2 separate regions of the Homo sapiens genome follow, and region 1 is linked to region 2. Evidence: chromatin contacts called from ENCODE Hi-C or POLR2A ChIA-PET data. All regions are on one chromosome and are shown on one strand. Each heading gives the region's core, a stretch centred on a gene start or an enhancer-like site at or near the end of the contact. The rest is flanking DNA. Distances are from core to core; before and after follow the strand shown.

Region 1 (4,744 bases), core at 1,592-4,091, 230 kb after region 2:
TGGTGATACTGTGCAGAGACAGTACAAAACTGGGACCATAGCCTACCCTGGTGAACCGGAAAATAATAAAACATTAACAAAATTAATGTTAACATAGTGACATTTATCGGTCTTTTCCTTTATGGTTTGTGTTTTCCCATCTTGTTTAAGAAATGCTTCTCTGACCCAGGGTCACCAGGAAGATATTCAGCTCTGTTTTGTTTTTCACACTGAAATCTTTAGTCCAGGGTATGACTGAAGCTAGGATCTAATTTTGAGTTTTTGCTAATGGCTGATTAATTGCCCCAGTATTATTATTTTTGAATAATTCACCCTATTTCCACTGACCTGTAATATCACTTTTGCCAACTATCAAGTTTCTATAAATGCAGGAAAGTCTTCCTGGACATGCTATTTCCATTTCATTGTTTTGTTTGTCAGTCTCTGTGCTGATCCCATGCTTCTCAAATATTTACTATTTAGCCTTCATTTAAAATCAAACTTGTCAAATTCCACAACGTACACTAAAAATACCGATCGATATTTTGTTTTGAACTACTTTGAATTAAAGAGTAATATGAGAGGAAGAAAAGTGTTCAAGGTTATAAATTTTTCATAAAGAACATAGTTCTCCATTTATTTCAGTCTCTTTAATTACATTTGATAAAATTTTATAATTTTCTTTTTAAAGATCATGCACCTCATTTGTTAGATTTATTCCTAGGTACCTTATTTTTATGCTATTACAAGTTATATAAAAGTGATCTTTTACAAATTATATATTTTCGCTATTTGTTGCAGTGTTTAGAATACTACCAATTTTTGCATATTGATCTCAAAGCCATAGCAGAATATCATACTACCTTATCATAATAGCAGACATTCATATAACTTACTATGTGTCAGGCACTGTTCTAGGCATTTTACATGGATGACATGCATTCAATCTCACAATGACCCAGTGAGGGAGATCTTATTATTATAATTATTTATAGTGAGGAAACTGAAGTCCAAAGAAGTGCAGAGAACTTAAGTAGATTCCATCATAAGTGGTGAAGCCAGGATTCAAACTCATTCTCCAGCATCCAGGGCTATACTCGTGGTACTGCATTTACTTCTTACTCTTGGTAAGCCCTGTTATTAATTCCGATAATATGCCTGTCTATTCTCAGGTTTTCCATGCAAACAACGATAATAAATACCTTAAAATCAGCTAGCAAACACACAAATGGTTAATGCCATAGTAAAGTGTGTAGGATGTGTGTGTGTGTGTGTGCAGAGTGTGTATGTATGGGGTGTGTATGTGTGAGGTATGTGGAGTGTGTGTGTGTGTAGAGAGTGTGTGGAGGGTGTATGTATGGGGTGTGGGAGGGTGTATGCATGTATTGTGTGTATGTGTGTGTGATTTGTATGTGTGAATGTGTTTTTGTGTGTAGTGTGTGTGTGGATGTTGTTTGGGAGTGTGTGTGTGGATGTGAATGTTTAGGTTCTGTGTGTGTGTGTTTGCGGAGTGTGTGGAGTGTGTAACATGGTGTGTGTATATGTTTGGGGTGTGTGTGTAGATATGTGTGTGTGAGTGTGTGTGTTATGGAGTGTGTGTATATGTATGTTTGGGTGTGTGTGGGGTGTGTGTATAGTGTGTGGGAGGTGTGAGTGCATATTGAGTGTGTGTATATGTGTATGTTTCGGGAGGTTTGTGTGTGGAGTGTGTGTGTAGAGTGTGTGTGTATGGGGTGTGTGTGTGTGGAGTGTGTGTGTATGAAGCGTGTGTGGGGAGTGTGTGTGTAGAATGTGTGTGTGGAGTATGTATGTTTGGGGTGTGTGTAGTGTGTGTGCATGTATGTGTATGGGTGTGTGTGTATATTTATATTTGGGAGTCTGTGTCTGTGGAGTGCATGTGTGTAGAGTATGTGTATAGGTGTGTGTGGAGTGTGTGTATGTTTGGGGGTGTGTGTAGGTGTGTGGAGAGTGTGTTTTGGGGTATGTGTATAAAGTGTGTGTATAGTGTGTGTATAGAGCGTGGTTGTTCCGTGGTATAGAATGTGTGTGAGTATGTATGTTTGGCTCGTGTGTGTAGTGTGCGTGCGGGTGTGTCTATGTTTGTGTGTGTGTAGAGTGTGGTTGTTTGCGATGTGTGTGGTGTGTGTGTAGAGTATGTATGTTTTGGGTTTGTGTATGTGGAGTGTATGTGTGGATTGTGTGCCTGTGTGTATGGGGTGTGTGTGGCGTGTGTGTAGAGTGTATGTTGGGATGTGTGTGTGGAGCGTGTGTGTGCACGTGTGTGTATGTTTGTGTGTGTGTGTAGTATGTGTGTAGTTTGTGTGTGTGTATTTTTGGATGTGTGTGTATGGGTGTGTGTGTAATGTGTGTGTAGTTTGCGCATGTGTGTGTTTATTTGGGTGTGTGTGTGTGGAGTGTGTGTGCATGTTTGGGTGTGTGTCTATTGTGTGCATGTGTATGTATATTGGGGTGTGTGTGTGTGGAGTGTGTGTGTACGTGTATGTTTGGGTGTGTGTGGAGTGTGTGTGCGCGTGTGTGTGTATGTTTGGGGTATGTGTGTGTAGCGTGTCTGTGTGTGTGTTTGGATGGGGAACGTTATAAAGAGCACCATTCTCAAAGCGCAGGGAATTCGCGAGCCCTGGGGATCGCTGGTCTACTTCCTAAGCAGCAAGGAATGTTATGCATTTCAGCGCTTGCTAAGTCAGTGCGTCCTCAGAGAGGGCTTGCAGGCTCCAGGGAGGCCTGCATAAGGAGTGAGGCCTGGGCCAAGCCCAACAGAAAGTGTCAAATAACAGGCCTGCCCCTTCCCCACCCTCCACCCCCAGATTTGGGCTGAATCAAAGGGCCATTCAAGCCCCTCCCTTTCACAGGCCGAGGCCATCAGCGGGCCATCCCCTGAGGCTGAAACGCAGCAATCCCACGGGCTTCTGCTCCAAACAGGCTTGTATTTGAAACCACAATATACTTGGCTCTAGTTTTACACACATTACTTTCCTGGTGCTAAAAAAAAAAAAAAAAAAAAAGGAATTACAAGAATGAAAGGGAGAGTTCTTGGGAGATAGGGAATTCTTTTTCCAGTCTAGTGAATGCGGTTAATAAGTGGAAAAATAAAACTACTCTCCGTGAAGGGTCTTTGGAAGGGTTACCAGGACACGACAATTAAAAACAAATTAAAAGGCTGTATCATTCACTCAGCCTCAGTCGCCTCCCACAGTCCTGAGGGAAATGAATCTGCTTCAGTGCATTGGAGGGGTAACCGCTCTTCCTGAATGGTGTCGGGTAGGAGGAGGGATACCTGTGTATGTTCCTCTGTGGCGTCCCAAATGCTCCTTCATGAATTGAGGAATTGACTGGACAGTCATTCCCCTAGACCTCACTACAAATTAGACTTTTGTTCACCTGTTTCAAACGAATGTTTTTTAGTGCTTTGCATAGTGTGAAAAACAATAACAAACCCCAGGGTTTGGGTCATCTTGGATGAGTCACTTGAATCTCTGTGGCTCTCAGTTTCCTCTCTGTAAAATGAAAGTGTAAACTAGATCAGTGGTTTTCAAACAGTACTCTCCTGAGTCCTCCCTGAAGCTAGAACAACTAGGAGGAAGAGAAATGGAAGAATTAACTGAGCAATTTAGCCCGTTTGCGTCTGTCGTCTTTGACTTCAGACCATTTTCAATACAATCTGGTTGAGCAGTTAATTCTAACAAACCTGGTTCTGGGATTTGCTAATCTCTCAACAATTCCAGGTGACTCCCAAAGCAGGAGCCACAGTCTCTGCACGGGCTTGACCCATATTGTCATGTTTTGGAAGGTGTGGAAGATTCCTGCCAACATCATAGCATCATGTTATTCTCAAGGAGACTAAGGAAGACTTAAAACAACCCATGTGGGTGCAGAAGGTGGCCCCGTGGCCTGTGTTGAAGTGGGATCTCACAGATCCACATTGTATTTTCACAAATACATGTGAGATTTTCCACGAGATTCTGCAAGAATTTCCCTGTGAGTCCTTTCTTGAGTTCCAAAGTTGGGTAATGATGAAACAGAAGAGTTCCCTGACCCCTCTCACAGGACGTGAAACAAGGGTGTGGCTTGTCTGTTAGATTGCTGACACCACTCAAACCCCTTACAGGATGGAAAGCATGCAGATGGGCAGGTGCAGGAGTCCAAGTGGGCACGTGTTACAATGTGCTCTTTTAGCCGTCTGCGAATGGCTTGAGTGTTAGCGAGCAAGGGCAGAGGGCCAGTGTGACAGCTTTATGTATCCCAAGCTCTTGTCCAGCATCCTGGAAGAACTGGGTCACACATGCACTTGAAGGATAAATGTGGGGGTCTTACTGAATGGCGGAGGTGGCTCTCAGCAGGATGGATGGAGAACCTGAAGGGAGGACGGAGTAGGAAGATGGGCTTCTCCTGGAGTTTGGCCTTCCGGCAGCTGAACCGCCCCGGGCTAAACTCTTAGTGTTGAGACATTCCTCCTCTTCTCTCTTTCTGCCGCAGCATTTTGACATTCCTCTGCTTGTCTCCTTGTCTGCCCATCTGCTTCTGGAACCTGGGGGTTTGGGGTTTATATGGGTACAGGATAGGGGGGCATGGCGGGCCAAAAGGCAAATTTTGCATTCAAAAACAGAAATGCCTGTTTCCATTTAGGGCCGAGGGTCTCTGGACTTCAGGGTGGGGCCTTTGCCAGGGAACCACCCTCTTCTACCCAGTATTTCCCTGTCTCCTATCCATATCAATGAGGCTTTTCCTGTTTTCTAAAATGCTTCAG
Region 2 (5,098 bases), core at 2,599-5,098:
TTTGAGGACATATTTTTGGGCTGCCTGGCCCAGGGTCAAAATTATGAATTGTAAGTGGTTCTGATTCTGGGATTGCTATGTTGTGGTCTTACCTTAGTTACAGCGAGGATAGTGAAACTAATATCAGCATAACCTGTAAGTGAAAGGAATCCTAGAATTTTGGAACTACATGGATAGCTGGAAGCTACCTACTCAAGTTTACCCGTATAATACCTTCATTTCATATATCAAGAAAGAATTCAGGAGAGCTAGTGACCCTGTAACAGTGATGGTCATAATTTCAGCTTTTCAATTCAGGGCAGAATATGTTGTAGAACTCAGCTACACTGCCACATTGCCTTTTATCTGTTGAATAATTTTACTGGGTTTTTACAGTATTTGTTTTCTTTACAGATATCACTTGTTCCATGAAGATCACTTGGTATATTTTAGTTCTATTAGTTTTTATATTTTTGATCATCCTCACTATCCGCAAAATACTTGAAGGCCAGAGAAGAGTGCAAAAGTGGCAGAGTAAGTATAATCCCTGTAGTGCCGAGGAACTCCTGATCTCTTCTATGGATTTCATTTCCTTTTTAGTACAATTTAGCATTTCTTGTGCACCTACTGTGAATAAGTGGTGATTCTTGGTAACTCAAGGAATAAAAACGTAGATAAAACACAGTTCCAGCATGCAAGGAGCTTCATTCATCTTTCTTCTACTCGGGCAAGTAAGAGAAGAAGAAAGACTGGGTGAATAGGAAGAAGCTGATGAGCTGGACATTGAGCAGGGCTTAGCGGAAGTGAGGGCAGAGAGAGAGAGAAGAACAGGAAGTGGGGATAAAGAATTTCAGGCCGAGCGCGGTGACTCATGCCTGTAATCCCAGCACCTTGGGAGGCTGAGGCAGGCGGATCACCTGAGGTCAGGAGATTGAGACCAGCAGACCAGCCTGGCCAACATGGTGAAAGCCCGTCTCTACTAAAAATACAAAAATTAGCCAGGCATGGTGGCGCAAGCCTATAATCTCAGCTACTTGGGAGGCTGAGGCACAAGAATCACTTGAGCCCAGGATGTGGAGGTTGCAGTGAGCTGAGATCGCGCCACTGCACTCCAGCCTGGGCAATGGAGCAAGACTCAGTCACAAAAACAAGAATTTCAGAGTTGGAGATCTTGAGCAGAGTGGCTGTAGGTGACGGGTGTGAGGCAGAGTCGATCTTTAATAAGCATGGGGGTATCAGATTTTTGGCAGGGCTGAGCTAAAGGAAATTAGAAATTAGGAATCAGGACAGTAGGAGCAACGTTAAAAATATTTAATAACTCGTATGACCTAGGCACCCACCTATCAGGATGGACATTGATTGTAAATTACTGGTATGATGCTACCGGTGTGTACCCATGCAAATACTGGCTCTACTGGCATGTCCCCAGTGCATAAAATGGATGACTATCAGGCCCAATGGACAATTCATAATATGAGTAGCTAGTCTCTTAAAGACAGTGCAAGATGTATTACTATAAGAATAGGCACTAAAAATAAATAGATTTATGTTAGAGTCCTAGTACTACCACTTACTAGCTATGTGACATTAAGCAAGTTATTTAAATTATGTGAGCATCCCTTACATCCTCTGTAAAACAAGCATAATCACCACTACCACACAGGGTTGAGGTAAGGAAATACAGAGATTACTTACAAAGTTTACCACAGTGTCTAGTGCATAATTAGTTTTCATTAAAGGACAGTAGTATTGTGGTGGTTGTATGATTTCCCAAGACTCTTTCCTTCTTTACCAGGCAAGGCTGTGTTAGCCATTTCAGTAGGCAGAACAAGTGGTTGCCTCCAGGTTTCAGTAAAGTTGCAATTCATTCTTTTGACTAGGTATTTGTTGCAGATATTTTTGAGAGCAGTTTCATATCAAGTGTTATCATTGATACCTTAGTAATAAAGCCCTTTGTGCAGTGGTTAATAACATAATCAATACTGTTTATTTGTAGAATAACCATTTTCAGAGCATTTTCACTAGATTCTTAAACTGTGTAAACAGGATATATGCTATTTTTATTTTGTAGATAAAAATCCCCTGAGACTTAGAGAGGTTAAGTGTTTATCCAAAGCTGCACAGCTAGTAAAATGTCAGAACTAAGATGTAGGGTATTTAGTTTTGAAAATTCTATTATTTAAAGTAAATGTGTGTTATTTATAAATAGTGTATAGTTCTGAGTTTCTTGACCCATTTTCCCATATGAAAAGCTATAAGCAAAGAGAGATAGAAGTGAGCTAGAAAAAATGTCTAGAAGGAGACCAGTAGTGGGGAGTCAAATTAAATTCTTACAAATATCTGCCCAAATGACAGACTTAGTGATTTTCAAAGGCTTGCAAATCCAAGCATACAAAGTAATAAAAAATGTCACACTACTTAGCACATTAAATGTTATTGAATATTAAACATACATTGAATATTCTTCACATCATATCTATGTATATAATAAGATAAAAATATACTTTTCTGTGTATAAGAGCTGTCGCTTTCCTTTTTTTTTTTTTTTTTTTTTTTTTTTTTTTTTTTTTTTTTTTTGAGATGGAGTCTCACTCTTTCGTCCAGGCTGGAGTGCAGTGGCATGATCTCGGCTCACTGCAACCTCCACCTCCTGGGTTCAAGCGATTCTTTTGCCTCAGCCTCCTGAGTAGCTGGGACTACAGGCATGCACCACCACGCCCAGCTAATTTTTGTATTTTTTAGTAGAGATGGGGTTTCACCATATTGGCCAGGCTGGGTTCGAACTCCTGACTTCGTGATCTCCCTGCCTCAGCCTCCCAAAGTGCTGGGATTACAGGCGTGAACCACCGTGCCTGGCCATGAATGGCTCCATTCTTTTTGGTAATCCTTTGAACCAACATGGGGAATATATGTTAACAATGCGCTTGTTTATCATCTAAATACTTCATTTCTTTTCTGGGAATAGGTCATAGAGACAAACCTACATCTGTTCTCTTAAGAGGAAGTGATTCGGAGAAACTGAGAGCATTGAATGTGCAGGTTCTTTCAGGTAAGTTCTGTGGCATGTAAACAAAACAGCACTCAGGAAATTCCAAAGCTGCATGGTTTCACTACACAGTAAACTCAAGATCTGAGATCTGAGCTTATGTAAATTAGCCTTGTATCTGGAATAACAGAGCTGTGGGCAAATGAAATCCAGTTTAATATGTCTTATTATCAGGGGACAGTAGCAATCTAAACTATCTCCTTAAATAATGGAAAGTTTGCTTAATTGGCAAGAAGAAATTCATGTGAGTAGGCAGAGGAGAGAAAGCAATAGGGATAAGACTTAGATTTATTTTTAAATGAGACAAGATACCATTATTCCCCAGAATTGCAAGAAGTAATTGCAGAGTGGGCATGGCTTTCGCTGGAGCCTTCCCTTAGCAGAGGGTGTCATTGTGTAAAGAGAACTTCTAATAGCCCCAATTAAAAAGCCCCCTGTCCTCTCCTGAGAAACAGAAATGGAATAAGGGAATTCTAATTAGAGCAGTGATGGGGGCTGTTAGCACAGATGTTGTGGTTCAATCCCTTTCTTCTAATTGTGAAGCCTCCTTTTGGATTCAAGCTGTCAAATCACGTTAAAAAGAGAAAGAGAGAGAATGTGACATGGACGAAGCCCTCTTCTTTAGCAGAGAGAAATAATATCCTTGACCGTGAAAACCACAGAATTATGAGTGCTGTTACCAAAGCTCCTTGTACACAGCCAGCGAGTAGGTGCCTTCGTACTTTGTGAGAAGTTAGAAAAAAAAGGAAGCTTCAAGTCTGGCATGTAAACAGTTTTCAAAAATGGGAGGATGCCGAGCAAACCTCCAGTCCCCCACCCTACAGCTGCATCAGTAGCGACATAGAGATTTGCACCGCATTTCACTGGGGACTTTGTTCACTGGGGGCTTTTGTTAGCCATTTAAATTAGCAGATACACGGAACCCTAGCTTGAGTGCACCTAAGGAGCTCAAATATTTTAAAAATTTAGGCTTTCTACCCAGCATTAGCAGTGAAAGTATTAAGCTATGACTGATAATAAGCATTAGCTAAATAATCATTTGACACCAGTTAAATGTGGGGTAAGTTGGTGGAAATTTTGTCCAGTCAATGAAAATCTTATTTGATTAATAAATTAAAAGCTATAACGTTGTTTTCAATGGCAAAATTAATTTTTAAAAGGCAAAAATGGCATTTTTCCCTGGGCTCCCCTCTTACTCAGTACATGTGTCCAAATATGAGGACAGTTTTAACACAGTTCTGTGGGGCTTTTTGGTCACCTTAGGAATTCTGGTCGTTTCTGTTTTCAAGTCGTAATTTTGAGCACTGCTGTCTTGTCTGAGAAAAAGTCTATAGTTCCCCCGTCAACCCATATAGTCGAGGGAATCACAAATTTTAAGTACTAGCTAACCACAAGACTAACCTCGCAAAGTTGTATTTATGAGCCTGTGACTTTCATCCACCAAAGAAACCTGTCTTAGCCATCCTTTCCCTTTCATAGCTCTCACTAAAAATCCTCTGGCTTTATTACCAGGTATATAATATTAATGTTTAGTGTAGGTCAAGGGGTGATGGCCTTTTTAAAACCAAGAACCCTTTTGAGGCTTAGCGTCTTAAAGAGAGAAAGAGGCAGACTCTTTCTTATTTATATTCCTTTAACCTAAATGCAATCTTTTCCTTCCCTATTATGAGTTGCTTTTCTGACAGAGAAAGGGAAAGGAAATCATGTCTCCCTTGAGTGCAGTTTTTAAGGCCTCTCTTTGTAGTGATGGATTATAGGCAGCAGTGAGAATGTACGGGAAAAATGTGTCAGCATGGTTCTCTGGAGATGCAGTAACACGGGTAGAAAAAAAAAATGTAGTTCAAAGCGGTGGTGACTGTGTCACATTCAGCAGAAGCAGCTTGTTGTCAACACTAGCCACACATTCCAGGATGTCTCTCCATTTGTTCATGCATTTAAAAGTGAGTATTGTTCAACACACACACACACACACACACACACACACACACAGAGAGAGAGAGAGAGACAGAGAGAAAGAGAGAGAGAGAGAGATAAATGGGCTCGTACCTCCAAAAGAAGCTTATTCATCCTACA

What was found. A loop is a pair of places that touch in the nucleus more often than their neighbours do. ChIA-PET counts read pairs that join two places held with the same protein, here RNA polymerase II (POLR2A). Pooled maps may share reads with other maps.
Region 1: a map with no recorded cell type shows a loop between it and region 2 (5-fold over the local background). The contact joins two enhancer-like sites. A Hi-C loop is called at or near these places in 1 of 168 maps with a recorded cell type or tissue (B cell), 6 of 37 single-sample maps with no recorded cell type and 4 of 50 pooled maps. POLR2A ChIA-PET finds 5 or more read pairs at or near these places in 1 of 52 experiments (PC-9).

What each region holds. Positions count from the first base shown.
Region 1 is chr4:38,751,213-38,755,956 of GRCh38, reverse strand. It overlaps LOC105374413 (a long non-coding RNA gene), which reads right to left. Exons shown (of 6, transcript XR_925231.2): 6 at 2,906-4,525. Among named protein-coding and RNA genes, the nearest start is that of TLR10, 29 kb to the left of the region's middle. Within about 2 kb of position 2,841, at least 25 of the 41 ENCODE cell types and tissues checked have a DNase peak (open chromatin) inside an H3K27ac peak, as active enhancers do.
Region 2 is chr4:38,984,266-38,989,363 of GRCh38, reverse strand. It overlaps TMEM156 (transmembrane protein 156), which reads left to right. Exons shown (of 7, transcript NM_024943.3): 4 at 394-513; 5 at 2,945-3,028. Among named protein-coding and RNA genes, the nearest start is that of TMEM156, 46 kb to the left of the region's middle. RefSeq lists an enhancer at 586-1,085. Within about 2 kb of position 3,848, at least 2 of the 41 ENCODE cell types and tissues checked have a DNase peak (open chromatin) inside an H3K27ac peak, as active enhancers do.